Linked DNA regions of Homo sapiens: region 2 is linked to region 1. A link is a loop called in an ENCODE intact Hi-C map of the cell type or tissue named here. Cell type or tissue: IMR-90. All regions are shown on one strand. Each heading gives the region's core, and the rest is flanking DNA. Links, peaks and the distances in the headings are about the cores only.

Region 1 (2,896 bases), core at 157-2,656:
CTAAAAAATACAAAAATTAGCTGCACCTGCAATCCCAGCTACTTGGGAGGCTGACCCAGGAGAGCTGCTTTAATCCAGGAGGTGGAGGTTGCAGTGAGTGAGCCGAGATTGTATCACTGCACTCCAGCCTGGGCAACAAGAGCAAAACTCCATCTCAAAATAAAATAAAATAAAATTAGAGATATTGATAATTGGGGAGGAGGGGGAGAGACTGGAGCATCTAGCTCCTATGAACACCCAAAACGCTGGAAGATAGGGAGACCCCCTGACCCTCTCCTGACTGTGGGCTGCTTGGTTTGTTAACGGTGGAGTAGCTTAGGATGGGCTCCTTCGTTCATCCTAAGGAGCAGGGGCTCACAGAGATGTGTTGGACTCACTTTCACCCTGCTACCTCATCCTAAAAAGCTCTGGGTCAGAGGCCCAGAGACCTGAGTTCCACCCTTGGCTGTCTGAAACCTCCGGAAAACCATTTCACTTCTCCCAGTCTCAGTCTCCTTATCTGTACATGGGAATGATTTTAATGCTCACTGTCCTGCTTATCTCAAGAGACTGTGAGGCTGGTCAAAAGAGACAAGGGGTGTGGAAGTGAAAGGGCCCAAGAGCACTTTTCACAGTCTTGAGTGCAGGAGGCCGTTCTGCCCCGTGCTGCTATGGGATCTTAGGCAAAGCCACAACTTCTTTCGGCTTCAGTTTTTCTCACTTTAAAATGATAATAGGCCAGGAGCGGTGGTTCACGTCTGTAATCCCAGCACTTTGGGAGGCTGAGGCAGGCAGATTGCTTGAGTCTAGGAGTTCGAGACCAGCCTGGGCAACATGGCAACACCCCATCTCTACTAAAAATACAAAAATTAACTGGGTGTGGTGGTGCGCGCCTGTAATCCCAGCTACTCAGGAGGCTAAAGCGAGAGGATTGCTTGAACCCAGGAGACAGAGGCTGGAGTGAGCTGAGATCGCACCACTGCACTCCAGTCTTGATGACAGAGTGAGACCCTGTCTCAAAAAATAAGTAAAATAAAATGATAATAATATTCTGCATTACAGAGTTGCTGTGAGAATGGAGTAATACGAGGAAAGCACGTAGCAAGTGCCTAACACATGGAGCGCGCTCGCTGAACGTTAATCACAAGTGTGATTGATCACAAGTTAATCCTAAGTGGTAAGAATGAGTCCCGCGTTAATCAGGGTTCTGGTGTGAAAATTGCTGAGTTCTTTTATGCTCTTCCCCTCTTGCAGACGCCAGAGGGCGACATAGACGGCGGGACTCCAGCCGCCAAGCACGCCCGCCGCAGCCCCACAATCGGCCACGCGGTGGCGCTAAGCCACACAATGCTTGGTTTGCCGCAGGCTTTGGGGAGCAGAGGGCTGACCGGGGGAGAGCGGAGACCGGGTAAGGGGGGCCTTGGGAGCCAGGGAGCCCTGAACCAGAGGGTCAAGGACCCCTGGACGGAGTATTCCCCGGGCTCCCGGGACACAACAAGATCAGCTGGGAATGAATGGGTCCTGGGCTTTTGGGAATCTGAGTGGGGCATCCCTTCCTCCGGGCGCCGGGCTGCACCCCCTTACCCTGGGCAGCCGCGGGGCCGTGACGCCTGGCGGAGGGGGCGCGCATCTCGGCGCGCGCCGGTCTTCGCAGTGGCTCATTCATCGCCGCCGAGGCACGCCGTTGCCATGGGGACGTGATGCAGGCGCGGGGAGCGGGAGGGAGAGGGAGGCCCCGGGTGACGTCCGCGCTCTTCTCGCAGCTAGTCTCCCGCGGCCTCCCAATTCTTGCCTAATTTGGAAGAGAGCCGCAGCCCTTCTGCTGATGCGCGCGCGCTGGCGCCTTTTTAAGGCAACTGGCGGAGTGGCGGCTCCACCAGAGCCTGGGAGCTGCCCCCGCCCCCGAGCCGCGAGCCCCGCGCCGGGCCGGGGAGTCCCCGGCGCCACACGCCCCCACCACCCCCATCTTAGCGCCCCCCACCCTCTATGGAGACATTTCAACCAGGGAGAAGGGAAGTCCTGCCCTTGCCCCTCGCCCCCGCCCTGCTCCTCCAACAGGGGAGACTTCTGTCCAAACCTTGGAAAGAAACGAGATGCCAGGCCTAGCGCCTTCGGGGATCCTCTCTGGACAAGGCCACAGGGTGAAAACACCAGGTGAGGACTTCACTACCCTTGGGGCCACCATGGGACCCTGGAGACCTTTGCCTCCCTCCAGGCGCCCCCGACCCCTTAAACTTTTTCTCCCTGAGCTCAGCCTGGAGCAGAGTTAGGATCCTGGGAAAGCCCCTTACCAGTTGCTCCAACCCCCTCCTTAAACTGGAAGGGAAACTGAGGCCCAGAGAAAAGTAGTGATTGACTAGGGCCACATGGCACGTTCCTAGAGGAAGAGCATGGGCCAGAACCCACAGATGCTGACCTCCTGGCCAGAGGTCAAGGCATTCCTTATGGTTGAGCATAGCCAGCCCCGTGTGCCAGTATCCAGCCCCTGCCCTGCACCAAGCAGAGGGGCTGGACACCTCTGTCATGGCACCAGCTGCCTCTCCTTCCCCAGCACAGTCTGGACCTGGGCGGACTTTTTGGAAAAGCTTCTGGATGCCACGGACTCCACGACCAACCAACTAGGTTGCTGCTGCTTGCAAACATCGCCTCCATTGAAGGATTCCTGCAGCCACCAGCTCTGGAACTTTCTGGAACCAAACATTTCCCCAGACTGCCTACAAGGACCAATTGGCCTCTGGATGTAGGTGTGGCCTGCAGGGGTCCGGCAGGGCTCCCCAGAGTCAAGTGGACCCAGCCCTTTGGACCCCCTGCCCGGTCCTATTGACCTCTGCTCTCTCCCTGCAGCACTTCCTGGAGGCGTTTGACCGGGACCTGGGAGGGCAGCTGAGAAGTGCCTGACCATTCTCAAGGAGCTGCG
Region 2 (2,896 bases), core at 272-2,771, 290 kb after region 1:
GGAAGGGACAGTGGCATCCAGCATCAGGTCAGGGGAGGGCAGAACTGGTCACATACACTGGGCTCTGTCCTGGCCCTCACCTTGGCCTTCTCCTGGCCCATCATGTGTAATTCCTGCTCGCCCATCCAGGCCTCCGCCTCGGCGGCATCGCGGTAGAACTGCTGGGCTCGCAGGGCATCCTCCAGTCGCTTCCCTCGAAGTTCCAGCTCGTGGCCCAGGCGTTTCCACATTTCCTGCAGCTCAGCCAGCTCTGGACCTGCTGCTGCTGCACCTAGAGCACGCTGCCGCTCCCTCAGGTCCGCGATCCGGGGCTCATGGCCCTGAATCTCTTTCTGCAGGGTCTGCCCATGGCCACAGAAGAGAAAATGCTGAAAGTCCTGCCCCAGCCCCACGTGCTCCCGGAGACCACCCTTCACCCCTGTGCCTCTCTCCTTCCTGGGTCCTCTGCTCCCTCTCCTAGCCTGGGGGTGCGATGGTAACACCCGTCAGCCGCCCAGCCCCCACTATCTCCTACTGAGAGGACCCACCCTCCCAAGGTGAGGAAAGACAGCCACTGAAGTCCAGGGTTACACTCAGCATCGAGGGGGGCCTGGTCTTAAGAAAAAACACGTCCAAGTCTGGGCAGGCTCCTGGGAACTTCTCTTTTGCCTTCAGCCTCTGCCTCACCTGGTTTTTCTTCATGAGAAGCTGGACGCTGGGCAGGTCCTTGCCATGCTCCATGGAGCTGGCCATGGGCAGCCGCTCTGTCACCCACAACTGGAAGAGGAAGAGGGGGTCAGTGGAGGCCCAGAGGGCAAGGCAAGCAGCAGGGACTGATTAGTGGGAGTGGGGACACCTGGGGCTACCGCCCTGTGTGTGGGGAACAGTCATCTCTGGTTCTGGGAGGCATCTCCAAGTCTCCCTATAGGGGAGATGGTCAATGCCAAAGAGAAGAGGGAATAGAGCCCTGCTGGCATCTCCCTGGCATCCAGGAGGGAGGCTGGAGAACCACATGGCTGGGGGCAGCTTGCCGTCCTTGGCCCCAGTGACTCACAATCTCATCTTCCACATCGCGGTGGAACTGGTGCTGCTCGCGAGAAGCCTGCAGGCGCCGGCAGCGTTCCCGCATGGGCTGGCACAAGGCCCTGAACTTCTCCTCCACGGCCCTCGAGGTTCTCTCCACCTCCCCTGCACCCTGGTCCTCCTGGGCCAGTGCTTTGGCCTGGGCCTGGATTGCCTCCACCTCCTTCTCTCTCACAGCCATCTCCCATTCCAGCATCTGCAAACCGCCAGGAGGAAGGACATGTTAGCTCTGCATTTCCGCCTTCATGCCCAGCAGAGACACCAACCAGTCTCTATCCAGCCCACTGTGGCTGCTCATCACTGCAGCTCACCCAGGGAGAGCATCCCCTCATGGGCTGGATCAGTGGATCTCGAACTTTATATGCACAAGAATCCAAGGGCAGGGGTTGAAAAAATCCCTATTGGGTACTGTGCTCACTACATGGGTGATGGGTTCAATTACACCCCAAACTTCAGCATCACACAATATAACTTATAACAAACCTGCACCCACACCCGCGAATCTAAAAGATTGAAATTAAAAAATCCAGGGTAGTGTGATAACTGTGCCCATTATCAATTCATTGTCTCTCCATCCCCAATCCATCGTGGCCCTGCTTTGAGACACTGGAACTGGCCCCTGGAAACATTCCTCCTTTGCCAGCAGGCACAATCTAGGCCTTGTCAGCAGAGGGCGCTGGAGGGACACCACAATGCCTAGCAGATGTGGGGCATTCCACGGTTCCAAGGTGCTTTTCTTCCTCCTACAGCAAAACTGTCCACAGTGCGCAAGAGATCCGGTGGCTCTTACTCTCTGGCAAGTTTTGCTGCACTCTAGTGGCCACTTCCTGCTGGCCAGCCTTGGCTTGCTGGCTTCAGACATGCTCTGGCCTGTGATACCCCAGCAAATTTCCAGGCCATTCAGTGGGCCTCCGCCCTCTCCAAGGAGGTCTGAGACTCAGCCATCTTGCTCCTTCCTGGGGGACTCCTCAACCCCAGAGGTGTCAGCTGCTCCCTACACTTCCCATTCTGCATTCTTCAGAGCAGGGACCAGCAAGTCCAGCCCACTGCCTAGCCTTATAAAGTTTTTATTGGACCACAGCTGCACCCCTTTTTAAAAAATTTTTTGAGACAAGTCTCGCTCTGCCACCCAGGCTGCAGTGCAGTGGCACGATCACAGCCCACTGCAGCCTCGACTCTCCAGGCTCAAACAATCTTCTCACCTCAGCCTCCTGAGTAGCTGGGACTACAGGCACACACCACCACCACGCCCAGCTAATTTTTGTAGTTTTTGTAGAGATGGGGTTTTGCCATGTTGCCCAGGCTAGTCTCAAAACTCCTGGACTCAAGTGATCCGGCCACCTCGGCCTCCCAAAGTGTTGGGATTACATGTGTGAGCCACCACACCTGGCCATACCCCTTATTTTACATATAATCCGCAGCTGCTTTTCCTTACAAGGGCAGAGTTGAAGGGCTGTGACATAGACCTTACGACCCATGAAGCCCCAAAAATTTACTATCTGGTGCTTTACTGAAAAAAGTTTTCTGACCCCTGCTATAGAGTTCTCTTTACCACCTTTTACTAATTTATACTTCTGTTTTTTTTTTTGAGACAGAGGCTTGCCCAGGCTGGAGTGCGATGGCATGATCACGGCTCACTGCAACCTCTGTCTCCTGGGTTCAAGCTATCCTCCTCCCTCAGCCCTCAGCCTCCCAAGTAGCTGGGATAACAGGCGTGCGCCACCACGCCTGGCTAATTTTTGTATTTTTAGTAGAGACGGGGTTTCACCATGTTGGCCAGGCTGGTCTTGAACTCCTGACCTCAAGCGACCTGCCTGCCTTGGCCTCCCAAAGT

What was found. A loop is a pair of places that touch in the nucleus more often than their neighbours do. Peaks named below come from ENCODE experiments on the same cell type or tissue, not always from the same donor. Only the 100,000 strongest peaks of a DNase experiment are listed, where the experiment ranks them.
Region 2: a loop joins it to region 1, with 8 times the contacts of the local background. A loop is called at or near these places in 18 of 110 quality-filtered maps.

The regions. Positions count from the first base shown.
Region 1 is chr11:66,407,330-66,410,225 of GRCh38, forward strand. It overlaps a transcript of NPAS4 not described here. Among named protein-coding and RNA genes, the nearest start is that of NPAS4, 12 kb to the right of the region's middle. RefSeq lists a silencer at 1,572-1,631. In IMR-90, for the core only: a CTCF peak has its summit at 1,269 (motif pointing right); DNase peaks (open chromatin) are centred at 1,292 and 1,712; H3K4me3 peaks cover 387 bases; H3K27ac peaks cover 649 bases; H3K27me3 peaks cover 189 bases.
Region 2 is chr11:66,693,106-66,696,001 of GRCh38, forward strand. It overlaps SPTBN2 (spectrin beta, non-erythrocytic 2), which reads right to left. Exons shown (of 38, transcript NM_006946.4): 22 at 1,034-1,258; 23 at 667-756; 24 at 81-341. Among named protein-coding and RNA genes, the nearest start is that of RBM4B, 17 kb to the left of the region's middle. RefSeq lists an enhancer at 1,712-2,212. In IMR-90, for the core only: a CTCF peak has its summit at 1,773 (motif pointing right); a DNase peak (open chromatin) is centred at 1,806.